Regions from separate parts of the Homo sapiens genome. Here region 1 is linked to region 2. Evidence: read pairs that join two places in POLR2A ChIA-PET (ENCODE). Cell type or tissue: Panc1. All regions are shown on one strand. Each heading gives the region's core, and the rest is flanking DNA. Links, peaks and the distances in the headings are about the cores only.

What was found. ChIA-PET counts read pairs that join two places held together with the same protein. Peaks named below come from ENCODE experiments on the same cell type or tissue, not always from the same donor. Only the 100,000 strongest peaks of a DNase experiment are listed, where the experiment ranks them.
Region 1: POLR2A ChIA-PET joins it to region 2 with 9 read pairs; 3 of 35 experiments call an interaction of 5 or more read pairs at or near these places.

The regions. Positions count from the first base shown.
Region 1 is chr7:55,558,698-55,565,135 of GRCh38, forward strand. All of the region lies in intron 1 of VOPP1 (VOPP1 WW domain binding protein), which reads right to left. Among named protein-coding and RNA genes, the nearest start is that of VOPP1, 11 kb to the right of the region's middle. RefSeq lists enhancers at 3,085-3,134, 3,215-3,274, 3,305-3,354. In Panc1, for the core only: no CTCF peak of the experiment used is centred there; no DNase peak of the experiment used is centred there.
Region 2 is chr7:55,024,104-55,032,264 of GRCh38, forward strand. The region is part of intron 1 of EGFR (epidermal growth factor receptor); the gene reads left to right. Among named protein-coding and RNA genes, the nearest start is that of EGFR, 9.2 kb to the left of the region's middle. In Panc1, for the core only: no CTCF peak of the experiment used is centred there; no DNase peak of the experiment used is centred there; H3K27ac peaks cover 2,113 bases.

The sequences.
Region 1 (6,438 bases), core at 1-5,000, 530 kb after region 2:
TGTCCAACCCCAGGCTCCTTGCAGACAAAGACCCAAAAGACAGAGTAAAAACTTCAGACTACATACAGCCTCAAACACAGCATGGCTACAGGGTGAACACCAAACCCTGGCATCATTATCATTAGTAAAGCTGACTGACAAAGAGCTATTTTAGTGTTCTGAGCCCTCTTCAGCAATAATAACGCAGAGTTGCTAAAAACCAAAGAAGAAAGCAAAGGAAAGGTCAGTGTTCAAGGTTAGCGACAAGATAGCCTCACTGAAAAGTTTAATACCATCCTGCATTTCCTTCTGAAGACCTAATTATATTAATTTTATTTGTGCCCAAAGCTTTGCAAACAACTTGAGCTATATATAAGTCACTAAGTATCCAGTGGATAGTAACGGTTTTTTAGTCTGCTCCCTCATCATCAGAGGGAGCCTCTGATGGCTTCAATGGGAGCCTGAGCCATCCATCAAAACAAGAACCATACACACAACTGAATTCAGATAAACAGGGTGGAGTTTAAAAAGGTACTGATTCTAGTGGTGACAATCATCACTAAATAAATCCACTTCCACTCTTGGCAGCTTCTCTGAATACATCACTAGGTCATGCTGACACTCAGAAAGGGACCAGAGACTCCTAATTAGGATGCCTACCCTTCCCATCTTATGGAGGAAGGTGAGCACTGCCCATTAGCAAGCCCCTGAGAGCAGCCGCTGACCGTGCCATTGGGCCGACCAACAGGCCACCACAGTGGAAGGACTCTAATGCCTGGCTCAGCTGACCAGGGCCCAGATGTCGTGATTTTGAAGTCCAGCTCCTTTTCTGCCAGGAAGTGATAAAAGCATCAATTGTATCAAGTAACCTGTGATCTCAATTTGTCCAAGGCTCTCATTATGAGAGAAAGCCTTCTCCCTATCTGCGATTTAACTTCTCATGCAATTCAGAAAGTCAGAGATGAATCTCAGCTTCCACTGGGGTGACTAGCTATTAATAAAACCAATACATATTTTTCCTGAGTCATTCCACCAAGAACTCAAAGCATAAAACAGACCTACAACCTATGTTAATGACTCCATCCCAACCCAGGGCACATGCAGTGGAACCGGCAAGTTCTCATTCACTCCACTGCCCATGTCAGCCCCACAGAAGAACCTCAGAACGTGGCAATGGAGTATAAAAACCTTTACTGGCCAGGCGCAGTGTCTCATGCCTGTAATCCCAGCACCGCACGAGGCCGTGGCAGGCGATCACCTGAGGTCAGGAGTTCCAGACCAGCCTGGCCAACATGGTGAAACCCCATCTCCACTAAAAATACAAAAATTAGCTGGGGATGGTGGCGCACGCCTGTAGTCCCCGCTACTTGGGAGGCTGAGGCGGGAGAATCACTTGAACCTGGGAGGCAGAGGTTGTAGTGAGCCAAGATCATGCCACTGCACTCCGGCCTGGGGAAAAGAGTGAGGCTCTGTCTCAAACAACAAACGAAAACAAAAAAAACCTTTACAACAGTGATTTCACTAAAATATCCATTTTAAGCAACATTTTTTTTCAACCTTGTGGCAAGCAAAGTAATGCCACCTCCTGCCCACAAAGATGTCATCGTCCTAATCCACAGAACTGGGAATGTCACCTTAGGTGGCAAAAGGGGCTTTGCAGACGTGATTAAGTTAAGGATCTTACAATGAGGAGATTATGCTGGGTAATTCAGGTGGGCCCAATGTAATCTCAAGGGTCTTTACAGTGACAGAGAGAGAGAAGCATGAGAGAAATTAGAAGACACAGAATCGCTGGCTTTGAAGGGGAGGAAGGGACCACCAGCCAAGAAACACAGGCAGTCCCTAGATGCTGGGACAGGCCAGGAAATGAATCCTCCCTGGAGCCTCCAGAAGAAACATGGTCCTGCTGACATTCTTGAATTGAGCCCACTGAGAGCCATTTAGGACTTCTGACCTCCAGAGAGGGAAGATAATAAATCTGGATCGGTTTAAGCCACCAAGTTTGTAGTCACTTGTTATAGCAACAACAGGTAATGAACACAGAGGTCACAGCAAGTTCTTCTCTAGTAGGCCAGTAGCCTCACTCTCCCTTCTCTGCACCTGTCCCATACCCTCACCTCACTCCCATGTCAACCTCTACTTTTTTACCAAATGCCTTGTTCATTTTCCAATCCATCAACCATCTTCTAATTTTACACACTCAAGAAATGACCCTAACATAGCCATCATAACAATAATTCCCCAAAATCCTCTCACTCATGATGCACTGCCATCCCGCGTCAATCCCCAGTCTGGCAGCCACCCTTCTACCTCCCTGCTTCCATGCTGCTTAGGGGGCCAGTCAGGGCAGCTGGCTGTATCCAAGACTGCCCGAAATGCTCACTCTGCACCCCGACCATGGATGCTCTGAGATGCACATGCACAGCTTCCCAGGACCCTCACCACAACCGCTGTGCGACCTTCACCATGACCTGGAGGCCCAGGTCCTTCCCAGCTTATCTCTGTGGCTTACTTCAACGCAAAGTTCCTGACATCCCACCCAGGTCACCAACCTTTCCCCACTGAACTTCAACTCTATGTGCACCTTCCCTCTTGATGACCTCCTTCCTCATCTCCTTCCTCACATCCCCACTCCCCTTCCAAAGCCTAACCTCTACACCCAAGCTCCCAAGCCCATCCCCCTCACTGTGCCAAACCCTTCTGGAACAAACAGGTCCTCTAGGAGCTTAAGGTCTAAAGAATTTACAGACCAGGCCGGGCACGGTGACTCATACCTGTAGTCCCAGCTCTCTGGGAGGCCAAGGCGGGCAGATCACAAGGTTAGGAGTTCAAGACCAGCCTAGCCAATATGGTGAAACCCCGTCTCTACTAAAAATACAAAAATTAAGTGGGCGTGCTGGTGGGCACCTTATGTCCAGCTACTCAGGAGGCCAAGGCAGGAGAGGGGGAGGCGGAGGTTGCAGTGAGCCAAGATCATGCCACTGCACTCCAGCCTGGGTGACAGAGCAAAACTCTGTCTGGAAAAAAAAAAAAAAAAAAAGAAGAAGAATTCACAGACTGCTCCCCTCTTCCAAAAAAAAAAAAAAACAAACAAGCAATTACAGTATCTGAGCTCAGAGCACGTGGGAGTAGCTTGCCTAGGGAGTAGCTTGCCCAAGTCGGGGACTTAACTCATACCCAAGTGGACAATGAGAGTAGCCTTCCATGACACCACCTGAGGGTCTTCAAGTATGGTGGGAGTTGAAACGGCAGTCAAAGGAATGGGAAAACAGGAAGTGAAAGTATGGTGCCTTCAGGACCCACAGTAGTCGGTTCAGTCTGCTGTACTGGATGAAGACTTCTGATCCTCATCTATGCATCAGAAGCAATGTGCATCTGTTAAAAAATAAAGATGACTAGGCTCCAGGTGCAGGTAATTGTTCGAAACTCCCTACCTCATTCTAATGTACAGCCAACGCTGAGAATGGCAAGGAGGTCTCTGTAGATACTGAAAGCTTTCCAAGGGCGCTCCTCCATACTGCTAAAGGACTCGAATTCCAAACCTTCAACCTCCATGGGTCTGCTTTCCTAAAGCTGACTGCCTGAGACACAGGCCCTGGTCCGGATGCTGGTCAAGTGACAGTGCTAATTCCCCGTTTACAGTCACCCTTCTCTCCCTTTACAAAGAAAGGCACACCTCCCTCCCATTTCTAGTCTTACTGGGATGTGCTGGTCCAGAACTAAAAAACTCTCTCAAGTACCAATCTAAGGCCACTGAAAATACTGGTAGTGACACTGTTAAAGAGAAATTGTTCTGACACTTGTCAAAAATGGTAAGGCTTTATTCAAGACTATTGCAATAGGGGTCAATCTATCACAACAGCAAGACAGACTGACCTCAACTCCAAATACAACCAAAATCAGTGTGAATTCACAGCCAAGGAGCAGAGTGAGGGGGTCAACGGATACAAAATTGCTAAGAGGAGAGGCATGATGGGTAGAAGTAAGGAGGAATTCTTGCTGAAGACAGCCTAAGGTGATCAGATATTAAGCGTGAGGGGATGACTTGGCAGGACTCTTGCTGAAACTGAGCTCCACTGAGGACAGACACAGAGGGCAAGGTGGAGGCCTAGTGAGAAGAGGGCTCAGAGGATCCCAACCAAAGTTTGGTCAAGGGGAGAGTTTTTGTCAACGCACGCCTTGCATCTCAACTGGTTTCAAATTCTTTGCTTTCAATTAAATTGAAAGATGACCTAATTGTAGATTACTATGCGGTCTGGGCACATCACTCGGAAGTTCAACATGAAACTTTTTCCATTTCCATCAGTTATACATGCCCTAACTTGAAATATCCTCGTCCATCTCACTCAGAAATTTATTTCCAGTAAATTTTACTGTTTATGTTTAATAATATTCAATTGGTAATACATGTATAGTGTCAATCAAATGTGCAATAAAAATGATAAATCAATTAGTCTTTTTAAATTTTTTGGAGGTATATCTGAGGAAATGTTTTAAAAATTAATTTCGATACAGATTTTGTTACAAAAAACGACAGATCAAAACTAGACTTTCAAGCATAAATATATATTATTAGAAGAAAATTCTATAAAGTAGAAATTCAAAAAAGGAATGCTATATTTGCAACCATTAGAGAAGATTATTTGCGTTTTTTAAAAAAATCAGTATCAAATTGCTAATGGTATTTAGATTCCACTGAATACATTAAAAGAGTGATATTATAGTTGAATTTTTAACAATGTTTACAATACATGAGAAATCAAATCTATTGTAACCATTTAAAATCTATGATAAACAAGATCACACAGGTTGAGTATCCTTTACCTGAGATGCTTGGGACCAGAAGTGTTTTTGGATTTTGCATCTCTTTGGATTTTGGAACATTTGCATATACACAGTGAAGTATCTTGGGGATGGGACCCAAGTCTAAAGATGAAATTCATTTATGTTCATATATATCTTACACATATAGCCTGAAGGTAATTTTATACAATATTTTTAATAATTGTGTGCACAAAACAATGTTTTGGCTGTGATCTGTCACACAAGGTCAGGTGTGAAATTTTCCACCTGTAACATCACACTGGCACTCAAAAAGTTTCAGATTTTGCAACACTTAGGATTTTTGATTTTCAGATTAGGGTTGCTTAACCTGTATGTTCCACTTAAAATTATGTGAGAGGGTATATAGCTTTTGAAAATTCCCTAAAAGAGTATAAGAGCCAAAATTTTGACAACCTTTGAGCTAGAGAAAGCTGCTCAATTTGGGAGGAAAGAAATGAGAAGGAAAGAAAGGAGAATTCCTGAAGAAATTCTAAGGAGGAAAAACAGTGTTTGGAATTTATCTTGAGGGCAGCAGAGAAGAACAGAGGTTGCAGAGATTTAATCTAAGGGAACCCCACGTTGTTTTACACAGCTGCCCTTAGGCTATAGGAACCTGGCTTCACAGCTTCACTCACCGCAGGCCTGGCTGCTTTTCTCTCCAACTAAAGGGAAGGAGGGGGAACTAGGAACTAGGAGCTTCTTCAATAATAATCTCATCAACACACTCTTTCTCTCTGTCTCTGTCTCTCTCTCTCTCTCTCTCTCTCGCTCGCTTGCTCTCTCTCACTCTCCTCTTCTCCCCACTCCCCATAAGGGTTTAGGATCTGTCCCCACCCTCTCCATAATGCCATGTTTTGGCCCTTGATGACACTCAGATCACAAAACACCAAGAGAATGAGGCCAACTAAAGAGCTAAAGAGTTTCACTCATCTTTCCTCTCAGTATTAAAAGTCAAGCTGTCACCTGAGTAGCTGCTCAACCATCCTAGCAAAAGAGATGGCTATGGACCCTTTTTTTGTCTTACCTAGGGCAGAAATTAAGAGCCAACTATGATCACAATCACAATCTTGCTTTCCCTTGCTATGGACGCTTATGACAAAGTTTCTTCTTAATCTAGTCACAGATAATAACAAGCAAGCCCACTTTTTAATCGACAGGATAAGGAAACCCTCCCTCCTGTCCGCAGGTGTGCAGCCACCTGGGCACAGGAAACTTGCTTGGGAATGACTGACAATATAAATACTCTGTTAATCCACCCTGGGCCACAAGTTCCAGACCAAGTAGGGAATCTTCCAAAGGGCCTCCAGCAACACTGAGGGATTTCTCTTTACAGGTGTATGTCAGTGGGAGCTTAGGTTTACTCAAAGACTCCCAGGCAACTCCGAAGGAGTTGAGATTCTGTAATACATGGTCATGGCACCATCCAAATGTGACTCCTAACGACCACCAGATATGCCCTATGCTTGAAGCAAGCAATTGATCGATTTCAAACCTAATTTACCGGATAATATCTCTTTGTTCTGGTCTGAGGACATTGTTCTCTTGTTGACAGTTTTGAAGTATATAGCTGTACTTCCTGAAATTTTATATATATATGTATTAGTCACTGCCTCCCTGTCTTCATTGACCATTTGA
Region 2 (8,161 bases), core at 1-5,000:
ACACTCAATCCAGTTGTCTAGAAAGTTCCCTGAGCCAGCTGGGAGCAGGAGGGGTAGTTGGGGCCAGGAATATTGGGGGTGTGTTTACTGAGCCCCTAGAAAGTAAGTGCTAGATTTGACATTTCAATCCCTGAAGGCCCTGAAGTTCAGTATCAAATGACTGGTCCTGTGGACTGAGCATCTGTGAATTGCATATGCTTAGAGTAAATTTTACTCCTACCAGTTTCAGCAGCTTGCTTTAGCAAGCAGTATGGAAACACTAACATGGGGGAGTAGAATTTCTCTCTCTGATCCAAGTTTTATCTCATTCTGGTGGGTTTTCAAGGAGAGACTCGGAGTCCAAGTGTCCTTTCTGAATATATCTGGAACTTCTCATTAACAAAAGACTCAAGTTATAATTTAGGGGACAAGGCACCCAATGAGAATGCCTTGCAGGCAGCCCTAAGTACACCTGCAATTACACCATTACTAGCGCGGCAGCACACATGGCCCTGACTTAGTTTAAATAATTACGTAAGTCAACCATGATTGTTTGCCCTTTGCATAGAAGGGCAAGTATTGGTACCTGTTACAACTTAGGCTTTTTTTTCTTTATGTTTGAGCCATGATGAGTGATTTACACTGTTGCATCCATATGTTGAGATGTAAGAATAAATTAGACTTGGTAATTGCCCTTAAGTGTCTGGAAGTCAACTGGGGAAAGAGAGCTAGAGATAATAAGTGTGAAACAATGTCACAGAATCAATGACGGAACTCTTCCCAGGACAAAGGATGACTTTTGAGTTCAGTCTTTGCCTTTAATTCTACATGGGGAGGAGAGCACGTTTAGCCACAAATGGAAGGGATTACTCATTTGAGCTATTTGGTTATATGATTATTTCCCCAGAGAATAGGATGTGCAGGGCATTACACAAGCAGTGCCAATAGCAGCAAAGTTCTTGAGAGTGCTAGTAATTCAAATGGCAGGAAGAGAAGGAATAAATGGTAAGGCTACCTACAGTTCACAGAGAGCTCCATCCTCACTGTGGCTTTGGATTTTGTCCTGTGTGAAAGAGAAGTGACTGTGAACTGACATGCTGTGTTTGGTGTTTTAGAAAGATGGCTGCAGCAGCGGTTTGGGGAATGGACTGCAGGAGTGGCATTGGAAACAGGAAGGTTCATGACTATTGCCAGAGACAGAGGATGAAGCAGGAGCAAGGAAGATTCAGGACAGGGGACTCCGGGGCTGATCAGGAGGCAGAACTGGTTGATAAGTATATGTAGCAGCATAAGAAAGAAAGAATCCCAGATTGACACCCAGGCTTCTCACTTGGAAGCCTGGATAGATACTGAATGCAATCACAAAGGCTGGGAAGTCAATGGGACTGCAGGGAAGGGAAGGGAAGGGAGGAGAAGAGGAAGGGCAGGAGGGTCCAATATCAATATTCAGCTTTTAGATGTGTTGAGCTTGAAGTGCTCAGATGGAGAAGTCCAGGAGGCAGTAGAATACGGTGGTCCAGAGCACAGGAGAGCAATGTGGCTTGAGTTGTCATTTGCTCACATATTTCCGTGTCAGTTACTTGTCTTAGATCACAGAACAAGTTCTCCTCTCACAGTTTCCTGGCTCCACCTGTCTCATGCTCACCGTCAGCATCGAAATTGAGCCACACCAGGGGTTCTGGATACCAGCTTCTCTCTAGGTGAGGCTGCTATAGTCAGCAGCTGATTAGTTGCAGTTATCAGCAACTGGTAATATAATATATTGTGCATATAAGTGTACCAGAAGTCATGTTTATATATTGCTGCAAATACTCGGAATGGGGATCTCTTGTTCCCTGCTTAAGACCACATCACATTACTTGGTTTTGTACGCTAGTGGCTGAACCAAAAAAAGTAGGAGATGATTTTTTTTCTTTTTTCTTAAAGCAGTAGCTTTTGAACCTTGACCATGCTTTCTAACCAGCTGAGGGGCTTTTGAAAAAGAGGGTGCCTTACTGTGCCCCAGACCAGGACAATCAGTATTTCTGGGGAATGGAGCCTGGCACACACACATTTCTTAAAGCTCCCTTGGCAATTCTGAGGAGTGGATTACATGTTGTATGTAGCTCGTAACGAAAGAAATCTTGTCTTTGCTCTCAGACCCCCATTTCTTACTCATCTCATGAGCTCCTTCGAGATCCAGAAACAGTTGCATATTTCATTAGTAAATCAGTTCCAGAGTCACATTTTATTTCACAAGTTAGTCCATTAAAAGTTTCCTGCAGTGAGGAAATAGCCAGAAAGAACACTCCACCCCTCCTCCTTTTTATAACTATAGGGTCTGGCTCGACAGAGCAGGAGCATCGCCATCTTGGACAAGCCCCTCATTCTAAAGTTCACCTTAATAAAAAACTGCCTAAATTCAAACTGCATCAGCCTAATGGCTAAGGTCAGCATGACCATAAACCACAAATAACATCTCCAACCGGAAACATTCGAAACTCCTCCTCGACCAGAGACATGCTAGTCCCGAGATAACCCCCCTCCAGCAGGGAAGATGCCAGTCTCGGGATAACCTCTCTCTGGCCGGAAAGATGCCTGCCCCAAGATAAACTTGCCTCCTCCCAGAGATATTCCAACCCTGCCATAAAACTTCTCCCTCAAACAGGAACATTCCAAAATTCTGATAATCTCCCTCACCCTAAAACCAATATATACTCCTAGTCTGTAAGAGAAAGCGCTCTTGACCAAAATTCACCAGGAGTGCCTCCCAGGTTTTAACTAAAGAAAACCTCTCTTTAACTGCCAAAAAAAAAAAGGGAAAAAAAAAAGCTTTCTGCAGTGGCTTTCAGCGGGCCCAGCATGGCAGCAGCACCTGAGAACCTGTTGGAGATGCACACTCTTGGACCCCACCCTGGCCTCTGAGTAAGACACTGGAAGGGCAGGCCCCGGTCTGTGCACACAAGTCCTCAGGGAGATTCTGACTGATGCATGCCAGATTTTGAGAACTGCTGATATACTCCAGGCACATCGCATGCTGGGATCTAGATACACCAAGGGAACAAAATAACTGCACTTGTCCTCTGAGGACCGACTTACCTTTTGGAAGGGCTGAGAAAGAGAGACACATACAAGATCACTCCCTGTAATGCAATGTTTTATAACAGATGTGATTTGGGATTTCAGTGGGAGCCCAAAAGAGGGACTGACTAATTCAGCCTCTGTGACAAGGGGAGTTTCTCAGAAACAGAATGCTTAGCTGGGCCTCCAGGCACAGGGACAGGAATGAGGAAATACTTGTAGGCCCTGTGCTCCTTCAGCAAAACCCTCAGTTTCTTGTTATTTTTATAAATGCAAACATCTTATTAAAGTAGATGCTAAGGCATTAGAATTTCCTGCTTTATTTTTCTAAATGACCATGAGGAAACCTGGAATGTCAAAGATAAAGTGCAACACATTCTGCATTTAAAAATTAAAATGATCCTTTTTAAAAGTAGCAACCAGATGTGAAAAATTGGACTGGAGTCCAGGTTATAGTTGATAGCTTTAACTTTCTCCCCAACAGCAACAGCACAATTTTCCCTAAAATGTGTTATGAATAAGTAAAATGACTACTTCACATCCTTTAACTCTTCCTACAGAAATCTAAGAGAGAAATGAAACAAAAGTTTGCACAGTTCTAGACACGATAAATACATGTGAAATCACACAACTCAGAAAATGTCCCTTAAATTAATTGAGCCATTGGTACTTGTGAATTAGAAGAGACATCTATGTTCTGATCCACTGTTGAAAGCTGTACAATGTTACCTATTTATTTGCAGACATCCTTTGGAAACAAATAGGTAGATTTGCAACAAATAAAGAGTGGAGTACAGCTGCTGACATTACCTTGTATATTCATGCCTTTATGTAAAAAAAAAAAAAAAAATATATATATATATATATATATATATATATATATACACACACACACACATATGGAGGTAAAGACCACTGCTTGCTTTGCAGTTGTTTTAAGAGCATTCATGAAGGATTTTATTTTATAAGCAGAAATGTGATATCTGACGATTTTACCACTACATGCTTGCAGGCCAGTGCACAGCAGATGACGTCATGATTGTTTTAGCAGTCCTATCGTTTTACTTATGATGTCATTACAACCCTTTGCTAAAATTTCTTTCCTTTACTCCAGGTTTTGGATAAAATTGATGCATTGCACATAGTCTCTCTGATAAGACAAACTGGCATTTGTATGTGAAAAACTGTGCATGTTTTAGTGTCTCTGCTGATACTCAAATTATCCATTATTTTAGTGCTGGAATAAAAACAAACCACTTAGTGAATTTGTGCAGGTCCTTAAGGACAGGCAAAGGTGTCCTGAGATTTTCTGATCATTGTATACCAAATTTTAGAAACTTTTTCAAAAACATTTTTTTAATTTCAAAAACCTGGTTTTGTTTATTTACCAGCAATCATTGAATACCTGAAAGCTTTCAGGAGATTTTATTACAATGGTTTCTATTCACTTACAAAATTATCTCCTAGTTCATTCTCATACACTGTAAGCCATTGTAAATGCTTCAAATTGTGCCGAACAAGATAAACTAGACAAACTATTTTAAGTTTGTTCTAGTGCTAACTTGCAAGATCTAATGGCTCCAACTAGATTTTTAAAATAAAGTATATTTTAATATATTATTAGAAAGTTAAGCAATTATCTGTTTATAGGTAACAAAAACCCTGGAACCCCAATGTCAGATGTCATCCACTTTTGATTAAGTCCAAACATATGACAGATAAACAAAAGATGGTTGGCTGGGCTCAGTGGCTCATGCCTGTAATCTCAGCACTTTCAGAGGCCGAGGCGGGCGGATCACAAGGTCAGGAGTTTGAGACTTGCCTGACCAACATGGTGAAACCCGCCTCTACTAAAAATACAAAAAAAACAGCTGGGTGCGGTGGCACGTGCCTGTAGTCCCAGCTACTCAGGAGGCTGAGGCAGGAGAATCACTTAAACCTGGAAGGCAGGGGTTGCAGTGAGCTGAGATCACACCACTACACTCCAGCCTAGGCGACAGAGCAAGACTCAGTCAAAAAACAAAAAAAAAGTGGTCATTGGAGAATTATTGTGTCACCTGTTGTTTTTTAATGTACTAATTTTGAGAGGCTTTTAAATAGAGTGCACTATAGAACTTTTTCTTGGCTTCAATTTGCTACAATGTTAATAGAGAATCAGAAACCTTATCCTTATAGATGTTTCTTGATTTTTTTAATTTCTGGTGACATTTATGAGTGAGAATAGTGTATTGCCCTGTTTTCTTTCTTACTCCCCTTTCTTCTTCCTTCCTTGCTTTCTTTCTTCTTCCCTTCCTTCTTTCTCTTCCTCGCTCCTTCTTTTTTACAAGCTGTTATGAATTAGCCTTCACAGAGAAAGAAAAATTTTTATAAATAACTGGAAATGAAACTTTGCAAAGGACTGCAGATGAAAAACTTTGTCAAATGACTGTAAAAATATACTATATAATTTTCAAAAGTTAGAAAGTACCAAACACACTCAGTATTCATGGTTATACAAGTATGCATACACATGTATTGCTCCCTGAAAAGTGGTGTTGTTAAGGGAGTTTTTCTTAGTACGCGGCTTAACATATTTTTTTCTGTAATTTGTTGTTAGTTATAATGGGGAGAGAAAACAGGTTAGAGTCTCCCCTCTCAGTTTCACCTTCCATAAAACAGCTAAACTAGACGATCGTCAGACTCCTTCCAGCTGAAAACATCTGTAAAATTAAAAACAAATCTAAATGTATGCAAGATATGTATTTAAACATGCTGGTAATAAGTGTGCTGTCCCTATAATTTAGATGCTAAAACATTGATGTCATAATAATAACAACACCTCGCATTTGTACAGCACCTCATAGTTTACACAATGCCTTAACATTCTTCTCTCTCAGCCTCCTACAACCCCACAGGATTGGGATAGCTTTCCAGATTGGGAGGTGAGGGACCCAGGCTCAGAGCGATTCTGCTGTTGTCCGTAATCACCAGGCTGGTGATCAGTGGGCACTGGGTGCTCTCCTGCTACACAGCACTGTCTCTCAACATGCAGGTCAAGGTTACTTATTCCTCCTTCAAGACGTCATTGGGTTTTTTAGCTATGGATGCCCCATCACTTTTAGTTCTATTTGTGAATCAAAGGCTAAATAAAGTATTCCTCAAAATTTGTTATACTTCTGTTACTAATGCTTAATGTCCCTCACAATTTCTGTATATTTCTGTGTATTTCTGCTCTGTTTTGGTTCCTTTCCCAGGTTTCTTTTTTGTTATGAAGTAGTTTTTAGACTCAAGTCTCTTCTGTATGTGTTATAACTGCCCATTCCATAAGATACAGGGCAGTGAATTTGTGAGCCTTGAAAATATTTACTTTAGAAATGAGAAGTATGACTTTTCAACGTTGTGTCATCAACTTCTGTAAATTTTCCAGACCTATAAATACTTGCAGAAAAAAAATGAAAGGAGAAGGCAACTTGATTTAGCAGTTGGGTCAGTTAGCAATGCCTATGGCAAGCTGTAGTAATTCCCTTACATAGATTTGTAAGACTCATTTCTATGATTTAAATGAAGGCATACACTTAACCTCTTTAGGGTGTGAAACAGCTTTTACAAAAAGAGACAAACTTAAGAAACAGTGTGGCCCTCCAAGAGTGTTCATTTTCCATATCATACCATTTGTAATAAGCTATTCTGGCTGGGATTTACTTGCAAGCATTGGCTTTTAAGAAGAGATGGTTTCACACATCAAATTATTCACTTGGAGGCACTTTCTGGGTTGAAGGAATGGAATGGAGAGTGCGGCAGTGAGTAGATCTCTCAGTGACGGTGATGTGCCTCTCCCAGAAGAAATTTCAAAATGCAGTGTTCATTTTCCTCCACAAGAAAGGAAGAAACTGTTTTGTTATTGTTTATTCCTAACATAGTGGAAACTTTTCAGTACTCTGGCAGAAATTTCCCAAAAGCAATTTTCTATTTCATGATTATAAAGTAGCAAAGGAAAAAGTCCTGCACTCCAGCTGAGCAATGGATCTCCAGTTGTTATCTAGGTGCTGCAGGTTTAGAGAGGATTGCCAGGAGAACACATCGATTTTTCAGGCCTGTGATGACGTATCTCTTGTTGAATAAGTAAACCCTTCCAGTAAACAGACAGTTAGTATATTGATTTCAGGGTGGCTTTAGCCACTGAACCTGTAAGTCTTGCAAAGGTTACTTGGGCAAAAGCATCATTATTTTACCTTCAGTCAACAAAAATCTACCTGGCCAAGGCAGAACAGAAAGTTCAGCAATTTGATGAAGTGGGACAACATGAAGAATCAGGTGAGTTGCCTACTTTTTCACTTCACTTTCCACCTTTAGAGATTCTTGTTTAGATGCAGAGTAGTGACGTGCCTGGTGTCAGGGAGAGAGTTGAATGAGAAAAGTCCCAGAAGGGCAGAAGACTTGGGTGATTATCTGAGTCCATCTTTCCTTATCACATGACAGAGTTCTTGAAGTCTTGGCTAGGAATTCTAGGCTTTTAGATTCTTTGGGCAATGGCTACTAAATGTTCATAATGTTGCTCAGTTGCAAAAACAAGACATTCAAACTATAGCCAGGGAGATAAGTAGTCACGAACTCAAGGCCTAAATTCTGCTGATGGAGCCGATGAGAATTGGGTGCTAAGGCAAAGAGAGTTGCCAATATTATATTCTTCGGGGTTTTTTGTTTTTATTCGCATTTTGGAAAAGGAAAATATTAGCATTCCTCTGACTTAATATTGAGAAGACATTGGGCACTCTTTTTCCTCCCACACTTGTCTTCTTTCACTAGGTGACAAGGGAAGAGGTAGCATGAGGTGGTGGTCACAGGTGAGAGGGGCTGTTGTGAGCACAGGCATGTTGACTGCACATTGGTCACCTAGTAGAAGTTTTGCAGGCTTGGTGACTTCTGAACACTGTTTTCAAGGTTGATTTTTAGTTGAGAGAACCTCTAGGTACCACGTAATGTTATTAACAGTAGTACTGATCTCACAATCGCCCTATGTCCCATTCACAAGATGTTCTGCCAAGCCATAAAAGGCCCAGTTAAGTTTAAGAGAAGTCTCAAAAGTAACAGATGATAACTAATTAATACCCAGTGATTTTGAAATGTAGACATCAAACATACC